Linked DNA regions of Mus musculus: region 2 is linked to region 1. A link is a loop called in an ENCODE intact Hi-C map of the cell type or tissue named here. Cell type or tissue: heart. All regions are shown on one strand.

Region 1 (8,000 bases):
GTAACTCTTGGCCTAACCCAGACAACAGTCTGCCTCTGGTGCTCTTCCATCCTCATGAAACCCACAAAGTTCCTTTGGGAACTTCTTCCCTTAAATCTCACCCATCTTGGCATCACATTCTACAAAGGTAAGCACTCAATAAACATCAATCAAATGCCAGAAAGACTCTCCCACCAGGTCCCTGTTAAAGTTCAACTCTAAGGAGTGTTTGTCAGGTATCCTTTCCTTGACCTTAACTATGAGGTCAGAGCTTTGAGAGCTTTCCACGTGAATCAACATCCTGTTTATCTTCCATCATGTAATTAATGGCCCCTTCCCTGTTACCACCCCTTCCCTTCTAACCTCTTTAGGATTTAATTATCAAGGTGGAATCGCTTGGGACACTCTTTCATCAGAACCTGGTTGGGGGCGTGGGCACAATGCAAACACAGAACATTTATAGATTTTCATATTTGAACACTATAGTAACACCAGTAACACAGCTAATATGAATTAGAACTACTCTAGCAACCTGCAACTAAAACACTCTCAACCCTGGGACCAAGACTGTACTTACTGTATTTTTCTGGAGACATGCAGCCTAGACTAGCCTCAAACTCCCAATCCTTCTGCTTCTCCCTCCCAAAATGCTGGGCTCGCAGGTGCTTTCCATTATGCCTGAGGGTTATTTTATTTTTATGATCTGAATTGTGGCTTTATAACTCAGAAATCAAATGTTACTTAAATAAAATTTAGATTTATTTTACATTATGTGTATGAGTGTTTCAGATGCGCATGCCTGGTGCAAAGGGGTCAAAGGAGAGTGTCAGACTCCCTAGAACTGGAGTTACAGATGGTTATAAGTCACTTAGAGAATGTCTGGGAATCCAACCCGGGTCCTCTGTAAGAGCGGCAAGTGTTCTTAACCACTGGGCCAACTCTCTACTTCCTAAATAATAAACTTTAAAAAGAAAAAACAACTAAAATATATTCTGATAATCTTCCACTGCAATAAAGGAAACGCACACATACACACAGACACACACACACACACAGGCAAACACACACATTTATTTACGTGTGTGGGCACACAAGTACCATAATAGTACTGAGAAGTCAGTGTACAACTTTATTTTTAATTTTTTGTTTGTTTTGTTTTTGAGACAGGGTTTCTCTGTGTGTGGGAACTCACTCTGTAGACCAGGCTGGCCTGGAACTCACAGAGATCCATCTGTCTTTGCCTCCTGAGTGCTGGGATTAAAGACGTGCACCACCACACCAGGCTTTTTTGTATATGAAATTTTAATGACTCATTTTATTTTATGTGCATTAGTGTTTTGCTTGCCTATGTCTATATGGGTGCTAGATCCCTTGAAACTGGAGTTACAGAGAGTGGTGAGCTGCTTCATGTGGGTGTTGAATATTGAACCCTGGGTCTCTGGAAGAGCAGCCGGTACTTTCATCCACTGAGCTGCTCTCCAGCTGTTTTGTTTTGTTTGTTTGTTTGTGTTTTGAGTCAGCGTTTCTCTGTGTAAACCTGGCTGTCTTGAAACTCGCTCTGTAGACCAGGCTGGCCTCAAACTTATATATCGTCATGCCTCTGCCTCCCAAAGTGCTTGAACTCAGAGTTTAACTTTTAAGAGTCAGTTTTTTCCTTCCACCTTGTGGATCCTAGAGACTCAAGTTTTCAGGTTTGGTTGGCAGCAGGTGCCATCTCATCAGCACAATAAAGATAATTTATAAAGTAATCTTAAAAGATAGTAAAATGAAGAGATATATTTGACTTTAACTATGCTGAAGTCAAACAGCCCTATATACCTTGTTCCAGTGCTAAGTAAGCAAAAAGACACCAGAAGCCAAGGGCCAAGGCTGACTTAAAATCTGACTTAATACACAAGACAGGGATGCTTGGGTAGAAAAACAAGAATGACTATAAATGCCTACTGTTTGAAAAACCAATCGTAAAGTACACACCCTCACTATAAAAAGGAAACAGCACTGACAAAAGCCTATTTCTATCTGTCAGACTTCTGCCATTTTCTAGAAGGCAATCCTCTAAGAGTGAAGAGATTTGGTCAACTCAGTAATGGTAACAGCTGGGAGGAAGGATATGAAGAACTACCATAGTAGTATCTCAAACTCTAACTTCTTGATTATTTTGCAGTAACTCAAGAGTTCATTTCCTGGTCATAATGCCAGGCCTCCCTCACTGAGAAGGTGCTCTGTTAGGCCGTTTAAAGTGCAATGGGCTCGATCTTTCTGGAAAACCTCCTGAGTAGTCACTTTCAGGCTGGCAAGGCACAAAATCAAGCACCATCATGTAGGCTGAACCAGAAAACTCAGTTAGTACAAGGCTAATAAACTGCCTAGGGGGAAAGGGGAGTGAACGATTTGTTCCTAAGTTTCAATCCTGCACAATACTAATTTTTCAGTATGCAGTACGACACACAACTTTTGTAATGATAATAATTGAAATACTTTCTATTACCACAGGTATTAACAGTATTAGCGTTTAATTAAATTAAAGATAGACAAACCACAAACTAAGCTGGAAATCCCTACCCTTTTCAAAGGCGGTGGGGAAATGAAGTCTGAAAAGGAGATGGAAAAAGATTCTCTACCTGGTCTCTTTCACAACCCTAAGATTTTTTGACACCTGGCCCCGAACATGAATTCAATACAAATAATTCATTTATTAGAATTAAACTGACACCTTTGAACATTTCTACTCAGGTGGTACCTTCTAAGAGATGCCGTGCCTGTCCTTATGAATGAGAAGGATAAAGCACAAACTCTGCAAATCACTGGAAAAAGGGTAGTCACTGTGTCAACCCCCATGGCCTACGTTAATTTAGACGTCTGGAATGTGAAAAGACCAGATGAATGCAAAGGGTTCTCAGGTTCCAAAGCCAGCAAATAGTTGGGCGGTGGTGGTCACACACCCTGGGCAAAAGAATCTGGGGAGAAGAAAGTAGGGCCACAGCAAAGCTTGGGTCCTTCTCGACCGAAGAGCATGAAAGAAGAAAGAGGCACTGTTAAACCAAAGGGCCGAGGCAGGTGGGTACCAGAGTGCCATCCTCCCTCCGGCCCGCTCCGCCGGGCGCCCTCATTGTGAAGAGGTGTGTGTCGCGAGTGGCGACTAGGGCGGCCAGACCCCTGCTGACCCGCGAGGCCCTCACCTTGTCCGAATCTAGGTCGGGGTCCGCCTGGCACAAGCGGTACAGGAAAGACTTCGGGTCCCGGCACAGCGTCTGCCGGGTGGTGAGGAAGTAGGTGCCGCCGACGTTGAGCCGGACCCACTTGGACACGCCACCGGGGCGCTGAGCCAGGGCGCCCATCCCAGCGCTGCAGCGGCGGCACAGGCCGCCCCCCAGCCCCGCCCCGAGGCCGCTCGGAGCCGGCGGCAGCAGCTCGCAGTGATTCTCCGCCATGATCCTAACAAGCCCCGCCACAGCGGCCCTTCGCCGGAAGCGTCCGTTCTTTAATACAGCCCCCCTGAGTTGTCCCGCCCATAGGTACGCCCCAATAAAGTGCCCGCCCAGGGCTCATGTGCAAGGCGGAAGTTCCGGCTCGAAAAGCAGGCCGGAGATTACCACTTCCGGCCGGAGCAAGTCTCGGGTTCTCACGAGCATCCTCGGCTCAAGCTCCGCCCCTACTCAAAGAGGCTCCATGGCAAACAAAGTGTACACTCTACATGCTTTTATTACAAGACTACCGAGCATACGAGGGAAATCCATCATCCGGTAATTACATCTAAAGCACAGATATTTGAAAAAAACAAAAAAAAGAAAAGTTGTTTCATTAAATTATATGATTAAACCATGACCAAATAGAAAATTTATATAATAAAGCCAGGAAAAAAGTTGTAAAATATAGTTTACAATAATTATTCACACTCAAGGCTGTACATCAATACATACAACAACGTGGCCCCAAACATGAATTCAATCCAAATAATTCATATATTAGAATTTAAATAACACAGACTGAACTAGAGGCCGACAATAGCCAGCAAATAACCTTATATAAGAATAAAAATACAAAAGTGTATATCCCAGTATCATTGCATTATCTGTTTTCATAAGTATTTTTAATTTTTCCTTTGCCTGTACATCACAGTTACAGCTACAGAACAGGTAGAGAATATTACACATGTTCTAACTGACTGCCACCAACCTGAATGACAGCAATTCATCCTACTGTACGTGGCTAATGGACCAGCCGCAGCAGCTCTAAATACTGTAACAGTTTTTAATTTGCACATGTCCAATCACACTATGGTCGTGGCTTTAACCTGCACAATGACCTACTTGTAGTCATTAACCCAGATGATTAAACTAGGGTGGACTACATGGGGAGGGAAAATTTTGCTATTTGTAAAAACTTTTGTTCAGTTTGGATTCTTCATATGGAAGAAATGAGTTACAGGGAATTTTCAGGTATTCATATTGGTTAATTCATTTGCTTACTGCTGCAAAAGTGCTTTTGACAGAAACAGCTTCCCTCACATTGCAGGCCATTTTTCCACATTCTGACTTATAACCCTGAAGTGTTAGGCCAGAAGCTAGGTATCTTCAGAGGTTCTGAGAGTGGTTCCAGCCCTGTTCAATGTCAGGGCCCTTGTCTTACCTTCTACCCACGAGGTGCTACACCCACTGGCATCAGCACCAGTTTATGTTGGGTTTTGCATTAAAACAAATAGAAACGTGTATAGGAGTATCTTCACCATATTCAGAGTTGCTGTGGCCTCCCAAGTCTCAGATGAACACCCCAGGTCTATAGAACAATGGGGAGAAGCCTTGAGGCAGAGGAGGGCAGGAAACTGATTTCTACACATCTCCAGCCCTAAGCTCTGACAGTCAAGTAACACAGAAAATCTCTGCTGCATGTTTCCAAATTGAACCAGCAGGCCCCACCCAACACAGATAAAGCTACTATCTGATTTGGGTGGGCACTACAGTTCCGTGCAGCACTGCAGCGCACAAGAAGGTTTACATAAGCATCAGTGGGGATACCCATCCTTGGCAATGACAAAGCCTAGCCACTGTGCTGTCCTGAACCAAGACCTGAGGTGTGGAGCAAGAACACTCACAGCTGTACTTTTAGTAAAACTCAATCATCTGTGTGGTTTCTTTTCCAAGAAGAGCTTTGCTATTCTGCTTTGCTACTGATTCCCAAATGGCCCAAATGCATTTCTGAGTCTATAAACTTAATTATGAATTATCCATTAGGCATGTAGCAAGGTCAGTTCAACACTTTATCTCTGCTGACTGTGTAGAAGCAGATTCAGTACCATCGTGGACACAAAGTACAAGATTCTGAAAACATCACCAAGCACTTGGAAGCCTTAGAGCAAAGATGGAAAAGAAGTAACATGCAGGAGCAGATTCTTGCAATGCAAATGAAAAGACTGGCTTTTGGAAAAAAAATCTGTCACAAAGGAATCTGCAGTAATGACATTTTTAGCATTAAAAACAAAAGCAGCCATAGTCAAACTTTCTTGAGAACACACAACTTAGCAAGAACTGATGTGTTCAAAGTCCGTAGGACACAAGGAAGGTAGGTTTGTAACTGGAACTCAGAGGGTCTAAACATCAGACCGAGGAGGAGGAAAAAATACCCAAAATACCACTTCAGGTGTGTGAGGAAGGGGCAAAATCAGAATAAAAAATCAAAGACTTAGAAGTATATTCACCACAGCATTATTTAAATAGCAAAAACAAAAACAAAACACAAAGGAAACCAAAAACCATCTGAATGTTTTACAACAGGGAAACAACTGCATAACTTATAAATTTACAACCACTTGACTCCACAATTATCAAAAACATGCTTTTGAAGAACTACTCACGGCCACGGCATGGAGAAATGCTTAAGAGAAAACAAGTCAAGTGAAAAAGCTGGATGTAAAATGATGAATGTTGTATGTGTTCCCAGTTTGGTTTAGAAAGCAAACAAGGACTAAGGATGCACATCAGTGGTAGAGCACTCGCTTAGCAATCCTGAACCTCACTATTCAATTCCCAGCACTGGAACAAAGAGTTAGGGAGAACAGCATCTACATCCAAATGTTCACAGTGGTCTCTGAATGACGGGCCTTCCTTTATTCTTTTGCTTTCAGAAAACATACACTTCTTTAAGAAAGCACACAATTACCTACGGCCCCCTTGCTGGTACTGGGAGTCTGTGCCACACAACTGTCGGCAAGGTTACTTCAAGCATGAATCACAAACACTAGGGTGGCCCAAAGAGAGCTGCAGCAGTTAACGTTTCTATCAGTTTCAGCCTAACACAAGCCATCTCTCAAAGTGGTTTTTTACTGCATCTAACTGGGTTTTAGCTCAAAATGACATCTGAGCCATGATGCCACACCCTGAAGTGGAGAGGCTCAGCTCTACATGGGGAGCCCACTGCCCAGCTGGAGCACAGAAAAACAGGTGGAATTGACCCATTCAAGCTAAGTTTCATCTGTGATGCTGAGAGAAGCCAGGGCTCAAGTGGGCTGTGAGGTACTACAGTCTGCTGTACCTAGGTAGGAGAAGCCAGAGAACAGTCTTCAACTTTCTTTCCATCCTTGCCATTCCTAGGACACATGATTTCTAGAGGTACTAACAGGGTATTTCTCTCTCTCCTTACATACATCCCAAATTTACTGTTTCACACACACACACACACACACACACACACACACACACACACACACACACACACACACGAGTTGTACAAACTGACATCCACATCCTGTCCTACAAAGTAAGGCACCTTCACACAGGGTGACGGCTCTAAGGATGACTGGAAAAATGAAGGTGATTTAAGCCAGGTTAAGAAATGAATGTACATGGTTCATTAAAGGAAAAAAAAATCAAGGAAAAGGGGGCAGTAAGGACAAAGGTGACCTGGGAAGAGATCAGCTGTTGTAGCTTGGGCAGTCATGGTGACCACCCACTACTAATAGCTCAGCTGAACTCTGATTTTAGAGGTTAGGGTGGTGCTTGGTAAAGCCCAGGAGGTAGTGTTGCTCTCCAGGGAAGGAAGCAACAAAGGACTCTCCCATATACAGCCAGCTTTGTGGTCTAATTCAAGCCAAGCCTCAGTCCACTGCTCCCCTGTAGTTAAATGCCCTCAAAGATGCTTTCCCTGTGTCTGCATGCACCTGAGAGACAGGAAGCCACTCTTACTTACATGTACAAATGTAGGATACAGGGCACTCTGAGGGCAAAATAGCCACAAGGCGTGAGCAAGAACAGGACTCCAAGGAGGAAATAGCCAAGTGTACTTAACAGGCTCTTCAAAAACCAGGAGAAATGAGTGCCCACTTTCACTCTCAGGCTGACAGCATCCTAGGCCATACCTGTTCTGTGGGTTCTACTGGCAAGTGAGGTCCTGCTCCTTGCTCACCTGAAGCTCTTCTCACACGATCTAGCTGAGTCTAAATAAAATCCCTGTTCCCACCCAGCAACCCTGCCACAGAGTGGTGGCTGACTTTTCATCCTCACTCTACCCCAGCTGAACAGAATCACTCTTGTTGTTAAAGATTTGAAGTAGAATCTTTCCCCCTCTCAGTTTAGATGGCCTGGCCCACAGGTAGTCACTGTAGAGTAGACAGAACAGGGTAACCTCTGTTGTTGTGTGTGTTTGGGGGCGCCTATGTGAAAGTCAATAGAAATGGCAAAATTGTTGCTGCCATTGGGACATAGGAGTCTGAGGTGCTACTGTGAGCAGATGGGAGATGCCTACTTTTCTCCACTAGACACCAAGGGCCAACTTTCAGGGATATCCTAGTCAAAGAGAGGTACAGCCAAGTCCCTCAAAAGCACTCTGCAAGAAATGCCAAAAGAAGTGTCCCATTACTGGCAAAGAATGCCAGCATAGGCAGGCTCAGATTAAGAGGGCTGTTCCTGTGAGCAGGACAGTGATAACATCCTTTCCAGGCAAGGCCCACACTTTATGGAGTAGGTGACCAGGCAACATGAGAAGGCTTCTAGATTTTCAATCGTTGTAAAAATGGACCAGCTGAGAAG
Region 2 (8,000 bases), 63 kb after region 1:
CATCTCTCCAGCCCCTTATTTTGCTTTCTGAGAAGGCTTTTCTGTGTAGTCCTGGCTGTTCTGGAACTTGCTCTGTAGACCGGGCTGGCCTTGAACTCATTGAGATCCACCTGCCTCTGCCTCCTGAGTGCTGGGATTAAAGGTGCCACTATCTTTGGGCAGCAATACACTTTGATAGCATGCACCCTTGATGTAACATGATGAAAATGATACTGACCCCCCCCCCATTATTCTTCTCCCTAAGACCTATAATTCCATTCTGACCATAAGGACATATATACCAATAGTTGGCATCAGATAGTACCTGTCTGTCTTCAAACTTGCTATGGTGTGTCCAAAGACAGATAGGCAGACAGACAGGCAGGCAGACAGACAGACAGAAAGGGAGGAAAAGAAAAGAAAGGAATAACACAGAGGGGATGTGTTGAGCATATTGCCTAAATTGGTAAAGTACTGAGTTCAGATTCCCAGAACCTATGTAAAATGTGAGGTGTGACAGTATGTCAGCCAGTCTTGCTGAAAACTGGATAGCTTCAGGTTCAGTGAAAAGACCCTGTCTCAAAAATAAGGTAGAGCTCCCAAGAGATAGCTCAGTGGATAGGATGCTGCTAACCAAGCATAAGGGCCTAAGTTCAGATACCTGGCAACCAAGTAAAAAGCCAGGCATTGCAGTGCATACCTATAATCTCAGCACTTGCCAGTCAGTCTAGCCAAAACAGTGAGCTCTAGGTTCACTGGGAGACCTGACCTCAAAAAACTGGGTGGAGAGCAATGGAGGAAGACATCCTAAATTGATCTCTGTCCTACACATACACTCATGCACTCTCAAGCATATACCACACACACAAAATAAAATAGAAGAAGATAATGTACAGGCACATATGCACATACAAATGTAAATACACACACACACAGACAAAGAGAGACAGAGATACAAAAAATGGAAGAGTGAGGGGAGGGGAAAAGAGAAGAAAAGGGAGGAGGATGGAAAGGAGAAAAGGAGACTGGCTGCATGGATGAATCAATCACTAAAGTGCTTGTCATGCAAAGGACCTAAATTCAATTCCCAGAACCCACATAAAAAGTTGGGTGTGGTGGTGAATCTGTAGTTATCTCAGCACTCAGGAAGTAGAGACAAGTAGATCCAGGGGCTAGCTGCCAGCCAGTCTAGCCTAATTGATGAGAGCCCTTGTCCCTGTGAGTCTCAAAGCACAAGGGTGGGTGACCCTAGGGGAAAAAAAATACTAGGAGTTTAATTCTGGCACACAAACACCAACAGAGACAGAAAGAGACAGTAAACAAGAGGTGGTGGTACAGACCAGAATACAAGCACTGGGAAAGCTAAGGCAGGAGGATGAGGATCTAAAGCTCTAGGTTAGCCTAAGAGACATATCAAGATCCTGTCTTGAAAGGGATGGGAAGCTGGGCAGCAGTGATACAGGTGTTTAGTCCCAGAACTCTGGAGGCAGAGCAGTCAGATCTCTGAGTATGAGGCTAGCCTGGTCTACACAGCTAGTTCCAGGATAGCCAGGCCTACACAGAGAACCCTGCCTAAAAATAAATAAATACAAACAAACAAATAATAGATGGGGACTGAGGAGCAGAACTGTGTCTATCGATACCAAAGAACACCCGCCTAGGTATAAGAACCAAGAGGGCAGAGTGAGAAAAGAGTTACAGGGGTCACCTAGAGGCTGTTGGCTCTAAAAATCAAGGCTACAAGAGAGTTTACCTTAAAGACACAGACATGGAACACAGAACAAATGGTATAGAACCAAGGCCTGGGGAAAGGGCAGCCACCATGAAACATACTAACCAGACAAGGCTTTACAGCCATGGGAAATGTGTGTGAGGGGCCTTCCACAGAGGAGAATTTCTTCAGGCAAAGAGAAAGAACATGGGAAAGACAAGAGGCCACTGAGAACCTGGCAGCCCCAAACATCATGGACATTTGCCTGGACATAGGCGTGCATTCGTGCATCTGTGCATGCATCCGTCTGTCTGTGTCTGCCTGCCTGTCTGTCTGTCAGTGTCTGTGTTGGGAGAAACAAAGTAAAAAAAAGCAGGAGGGAAGAGGAGGGGGCACAAGCGGTTGGTACTTGGAGATACAACCAGCAGGTCCTTGGAGTGAGGCAAGGGAGAAGCCAGAAGGAAAGGACAGAAAGAAAACGAAGAAGGCAGCTAGTGGGCAGTCACATGTAATGGTAACAAGCAAACAACAACCACCACCAAGCGGGGCATAATGGCGCACGCCTTTAATCCCAGCACTTGGGAGGCAGAGGCAGGCAGATTTCTGAGTTTGAGACCAGCCTGGTCTACAGAGTGAGTTCCAGGACAGCCAGGGCTACACAGAGAAACCCTGTCTCAAAAAACCAAAAAGAACAACAACCCTGATTGAAACAGTCTCCCTCCAGTGCAGAGAAAAGTACACAAGTGCAATTCCTAGGACTAAAGCTCCATAGCTAGGTCCAGAAGATAAATAGCCACGGTAGGTCTGTCCCTCATGCCCAGTTTAGGTCTCCCCAAAAACACTAAGGAAAAACTGAAAAATTAGCCCAAGCCCCTTCTCACATTTCTACCTCAGGTCAAAGCTCTTGGTTAAGACTCTGAGGAAATTTTCTGAAAATCTTACCAACCTTCTCTGATAGCATATACAGCCACTTAAAGCTACAACTCAAGTTTTAAAAAAGAAAAATAAGCTGGGCATGGTGGCGCACGCCTTTAATCCCAGCACTTGGGAGGCAGAGGCAGGCGGAGTTCTGAGTTCGAGGCCAGCCTGGTCTACAGAGTGAGTTCCAGGACAGCCAAGGCTACACAGAGAAACCCTGTCTCGAAAAACCAAACCAAAAAAAAAAAAAAAAAAAAAAGAGAGAGAGAGAGAGAGAAAAAAATAGCTAAAGAATGGAGCTTTAACCACAATCTCACTATAAAAGCTATGTCTCTGGTGGAAGTCATTTCGACCAAAGTCTGATGAGACCATGAGGCCCCTGAGTGGAAAAACCAGCTGTGATTCCCCCAAGCATACACAAGACACACACCTCAAAAGGAACATCCTTAGCCTCTAAATAGACCTTCCAGCAAGGTCTGTACATACAACTCCCCTCAGGATAAGACAGACTAGTGCAAAGGCAGGAGGACTGATCTGTCAGTGAAATTCGGGAACTCACCAGACCACCCAAGAACAATGTGCCTACCATCATCTGGCCCCCTGACAAACTACAGGCAGAAATCATGCATTCATGTTCAGCAGTAAGCAATGAACCTTTAGTACTTGCTGTTCTAGCTTTTGTACTCTCTATATAATCCAGCCACCTAAAATCACAATCCTGAATCAGACAATCAATAAGCAATCAATAAGGATTGATAAGGGTTGATAAGCAATCAATCCTTCCCAGTGGTGCTGTACACCTTTAAATTTCAACACTCAGGAAGCAAAGACAGGCAGATTTCTGTGAGTTCTAGGCCAGCCTGATTTATACAGTGAGTTCCAGAACAGCCAGGGCTACACAGTGAGACCCTTTCTCAATAGATACTATTTTATAACCCAGTCCTTTATAATGAATTGTTCTTTTTTGTTTCTTAAAAGACAGGCTCTCTGATTATCTTGTCCAGGCTTTCCTCAAATGTGTGAGTTCAGTGATTCTCCTGCCTTAGCCTTCCAACCTGACTTAAATACTTTTCTTTTTCTTTCTTGGGATTAAAAAATGTTTTTTATGTGTATGGGTGTTTTGCCAACATGTAAGTCTGTCTATGTACTTGGTGCCCAAGGAGGCCAAAACAGGGCTTTGGACCCCCAGGCGGTTGTAAGTTGCCATGTAGGTCCTGGAAATCTAACACAGGTCCTCTGAAGAGCAACCAGTGTACCAAAGCAGGACCTACCACCCATCACAATTCCAAACAGCACTTTTACATCACAGAGAAAACACATCCCTACACTAAAAAAAAAAAAAAAAAATTCACTGCCTTTGATCTAATAGCTAGAGACTGAACATACAACCTGCTCACAACATTCAAGTAACTCCAAAAAGGTCTGGCATCATACCAAACAAGTGAACGATGTGATCCAGTCACAGAAGAATGCATGACTGAGAAAATCTGACCCTTATGTGTCCCAAACTTACAGTTTCCACACAACACTTTCTCCCCCATTGTATTGCCCTTTGAACCTGCCTTCAAAACAACTGCACTGCATACCCCATTGCCACCTGTCATCCCACAGACAGGCCTACAACACATTTGCACCTGCTGAGGGAGTCATTTCTGCACCACTGTGTTCCTCTGCAATGACTTGCTCTCCTCAAAGAACTGAAAACTCACATGGGACTCCCTGTGCACTCCACAGAAGACAGTACTTGGGAAGAGGAAAGCACACGCTGAGGGCCACTCTCCAAACATCACCTCAGAGAGCCTCATCTCCAGCTCCTCCCAGCATCAATCAGTTGCCTGGGAGCACCTTAACTCCAGCTCAAGTGGCTCAGAAGATGAGAACAGGCTGAAAATGGAAACACATGTCCCCAGGAGCCACCTGTTCTTCTTCCCCAAATCTGTACTGAAAGCAGCCTAGAGGCTAAGACTAGCCTGCCTTCAGCCCTATATCACTGCAGACAGCTGCTAGCTAAGACACTTTCCTTTTCATAAGATTCATATCAAAAATATTCTTTCAAAAGTACTCAGACATTGGCTGGAAAAATGGCTCAGTGGTTAAGAGCAGTGGCTGCTCTTCCAGAGGACCCAGGTTCAATTCCCAGCACTCACATGGCAGCACACAACTGTAATTCTAGATCCAGAGGTTCTGGTGCCCTCACACAGACATACATGCAGGCAAAACATCAATGAACATAAAAAGAAACAAATCTTTTTTAAAAAATAAAATAAAAAGTACTCAGATATTAAGAGCACTTCCTGCTTTTGCTTGAAACTCAAATTTGGTTCCTGGAACCTATATATCAGGTGGCTTGATAACCACCTGTACCTCAAACTCCAAGGGATCAGAGACCCTCTCCTGGTCTTTGAGGTACCTATGCACACATGGGACTTACTCACAGAAAAATATACACATACAAGTAAATATATAATTTTTTTTTCAAAAAGAAGCATAAAGCAATCCCTCACTTCCATCTCTTATGGGGTCCTCCCTTGCCTTACTGGAGATGGAAATACATACTATTCTATGACAGACATAAGAGCTAACTCAAGAAATGTAGCATGGCAGGCTGAAGAGACAGCTCTGCAGGGGACAGGTTCCCAGAACTCACAGAGTAGCTAACTGCCATCTATAACTACAGTTCCAGAGGACCTAATGCCATCTTCTAGCCTCCAAAGACACTGCACACATAAGATGCACACACACACACACATATAATTTTTTAAAACACAGTTTCTCTGTGTATCTGTGTTGCCCTGGCTATTCTTGCACTCACTCTGTAGATCAGGCTAGCCTCGAACTCAGAGACCTGCCTACCTCTGCCTCTTGGCAGAGGGAATAAAAGGAATGTACTACCATGTCCCAGCTCAAAAGTAAGTCTTACAAAGGTACTGTTGGGGGTGGTTAGGAGCACTGACTGCTCTTCCAGAGATGCTTTTGCAATGTGTAAGGTGTGTATTTGATGGTGTCTATGGGAAGAGGAAAAGTGTGTTTTCTTACTTTGTCTTGTGTGCAGTGTCTTTGGAGGCTAGAAGATGGCAGTTAGGTAAACAGGCAGGTAGATCTCTGTGAGTTCAAGGCCAACTTGGTCCACAAAGCAAGTTTCAAGTTATTCAGAGGCTATATGAGATCCTTATCTTTAAAAAAATCTTGATAATTTGAATTTTTGCATGCTTTTCAACTTTCCCTGACAGATGGAGGACCCTTGAAAAATCTAAAGCACCTTAAGTTTTCCTCAATTTCCCATTTCTCCCTCTGACTAAACCACATCTCTTTTCCAAAGGAGCAGGGGTCCAAGCCTCATCCCAGCAGAGCACCAGCCCTCAGTGAGGGAAAACTACACACAGCTTCTTCCAAGCAGGTGTTTTCTGAAAGGAGACACTGAAAATGGGCCCCGGGGTCAAAGAATGTGGTCATCTGCCCACAGAAATATACTGTCCCTCCTCCTCCAACAAGGCACAGTTAACATGCTTAGGAAGCTCAAACTCCAGAAGACATCCTGGGTAGTGGCACTGAGGACTTCCTCACACCAGGTGCTTGGCTAAGCTGCCCACAGATTCTCTCTTGGGAGATAGATCCTCACGTGACAGAGTGACACTAGGTTCTCCGCCAAAACCCAGTCTGTTATTTATGAGTCATGTCCTTGACCTCTCTTACTTTAGTTTCCTCACCTGTTAAATGGGAACAATATCCACCTCACAACACAATACGAATGAAGTACACATCTAAATACCTGCCTTGAAGAGCTCAATAAATGGTACTTAAAAGCTCTGGCCCACCTAAACTGCAGACTGAGCTAGGCCTATTTCCACAGCCTCAGGCCATACTATTGGCATTACAAGGGAAAAGGGGAAAGGCTTTGAGGAAAATTAATTGAGACAGTGTAGCAAGCCAGGTTAAAGTTCAAATGCAAATACACTTTAACTATGCAAATCTCCGGTTCTCAGACCAAAAAAAAAAATCCATCAATGGAACCATCTCTGCCTTTCCTAACAGGAAGGAAGCAAAGCATATTCTCACATGTGCATATATGACAAGATGCACGGCCTACTTCTTCTCATTTTCTTACAGAGAAGTCTATTGTGTTTATTCTGTAATTTCTTCTGCTCACTAGGCTCCAGTGCTCTTAACACTGAAAAAGCTGTCTGATGAGAAGAAAATTGTAGATATCAAATGCCTACCACGGAAGTGTCAAGACAAAGTGAGAAAACACACTTTTCCTCTTCCCATAGACACCATCAGATACACACCTTACACATTGCAAAAGCATCTCTGTGTCAAAGTTCACTTCATAAATATCCAAAGTACTGTCACTCTGACTTCCACGATTCATGTTTTTGCGTGCTAGCCCAAGCACCCCGGGGTAAAGACACAAGTGTTGCAACACCCTTTTTTGCCTTTCACCATTTTTCTCAGCTGGATAGGTCCTCCTCCTTTTAGAATTTGGATTAATTACCATCCATCTCACAGTAGAGGGTTATAACTTCAAGTCCATGGATGAGATGCAGAAGGCTCTTGAGCCTCTGGTAGCAACAAAATTCCGTGCAACTGTGTATGCTTCTCAAAAGGAGCCCATACTTTGATTCTTAAAGGGGCTCATGACCCTCCAAAAACCACTACCACAGACACATCCTAGACCATACTGAACCAAGTGAGTTTCTTCAGTCCCCTCGAATAAAGAGACCAACAACCCTCTTCCCATCCCGCCCCACTCCCTGAAAGCTGGAGTGAGGATCGAACCCAAGAGCCCTGAACATGTGAAGCAAGCAGATTACCACTGAACCACAGCCCTAGCCCAAGGAGGTTTGCCTTTTGAACCAAATCTTGCTCGGCGTCTGACATCTTCTCATCAGCCACTTCATATCTCATACAAGGCAGACACGCTGATCTAAGAACTCTAAAACTTACCAGAAAATACAACTATGGATACTTATTTAACAACACAGAGAAAACAAACATTTCACCCAACAAGTGGTTGGTTTTGTCGTCCTCGTCCTTCCGCCCGCCCCCCCCAACCCCTCCTCCCTGTCAAACTTAGGCTGCCCTCGCTGGGGCCTCTAAGCCCGGCCTCCCAGGGCTTCCCACCTCACTGAGCGTAGAACTGCAGGCAAGAGGAGGACCGAAATGCCCCGCTGACCAAGAATCTGGAAAGGAGCCTCCAGCATCAGGTGCTACAAGCAGGAACTCACATCTCCTGCTTCCCAGGAACCTCCTCCAGGTAAAGGATGGAGAATGCTCCTCCTCGGGCAGGACCTCAAGGTAAGCCCAGAGGCTCGGCTCCAGGCTGCACAGAGCCGAAAACAAACTTTCCAGGCACTTCCACCCCGCCCGACCGGGTGACACCTCCCGGCCTCCC

Evidence for each region. A loop is a pair of places that touch in the nucleus more often than their neighbours do. Peaks named below come from ENCODE experiments on the same cell type or tissue, not always from the same donor. Only the 100,000 strongest peaks of a DNase experiment are listed, where the experiment ranks them.
Region 2: it touches region 1 in a loop (2.2-fold over the local background); 9 of 42 quality-filtered maps call a loop at or near these places.

Annotation. Positions count from the first base shown.
Region 1 is chr17:24,070,019-24,078,018 of GRCm38, forward strand. It overlaps Kctd5 (potassium channel tetramerisation domain containing 5), which reads right to left and starts at 3,467. Exons shown (of 6, transcript NM_027008.2): 1 at 3,159-3,467. The coding sequence starts at 3,410. Pdpk1 (3-phosphoinositide dependent protein kinase 1) reads right to left here. Exons shown (of 14, transcript NM_011062.4): 14 at 3,662-8,000. In heart, no CTCF peak of the experiment used is centred here; a DNase peak (open chromatin) is centred at 3,493; H3K4me3 peaks cover 2,009 bases; H3K27ac peaks cover 1,126 bases.
Region 2 is chr17:24,133,194-24,141,193 of GRCm38, forward strand. All of the region lies in intron 1 of Pdpk1 (3-phosphoinositide dependent protein kinase 1), which reads right to left. Among named protein-coding and RNA genes, the nearest start is that of Gm33409, 4.4 kb to the right of the region's middle. In heart, no CTCF peak of the experiment used is centred here; no DNase peak of the experiment used is centred here; H3K4me3 peaks cover 929 bases; H3K27ac peaks cover 665 bases.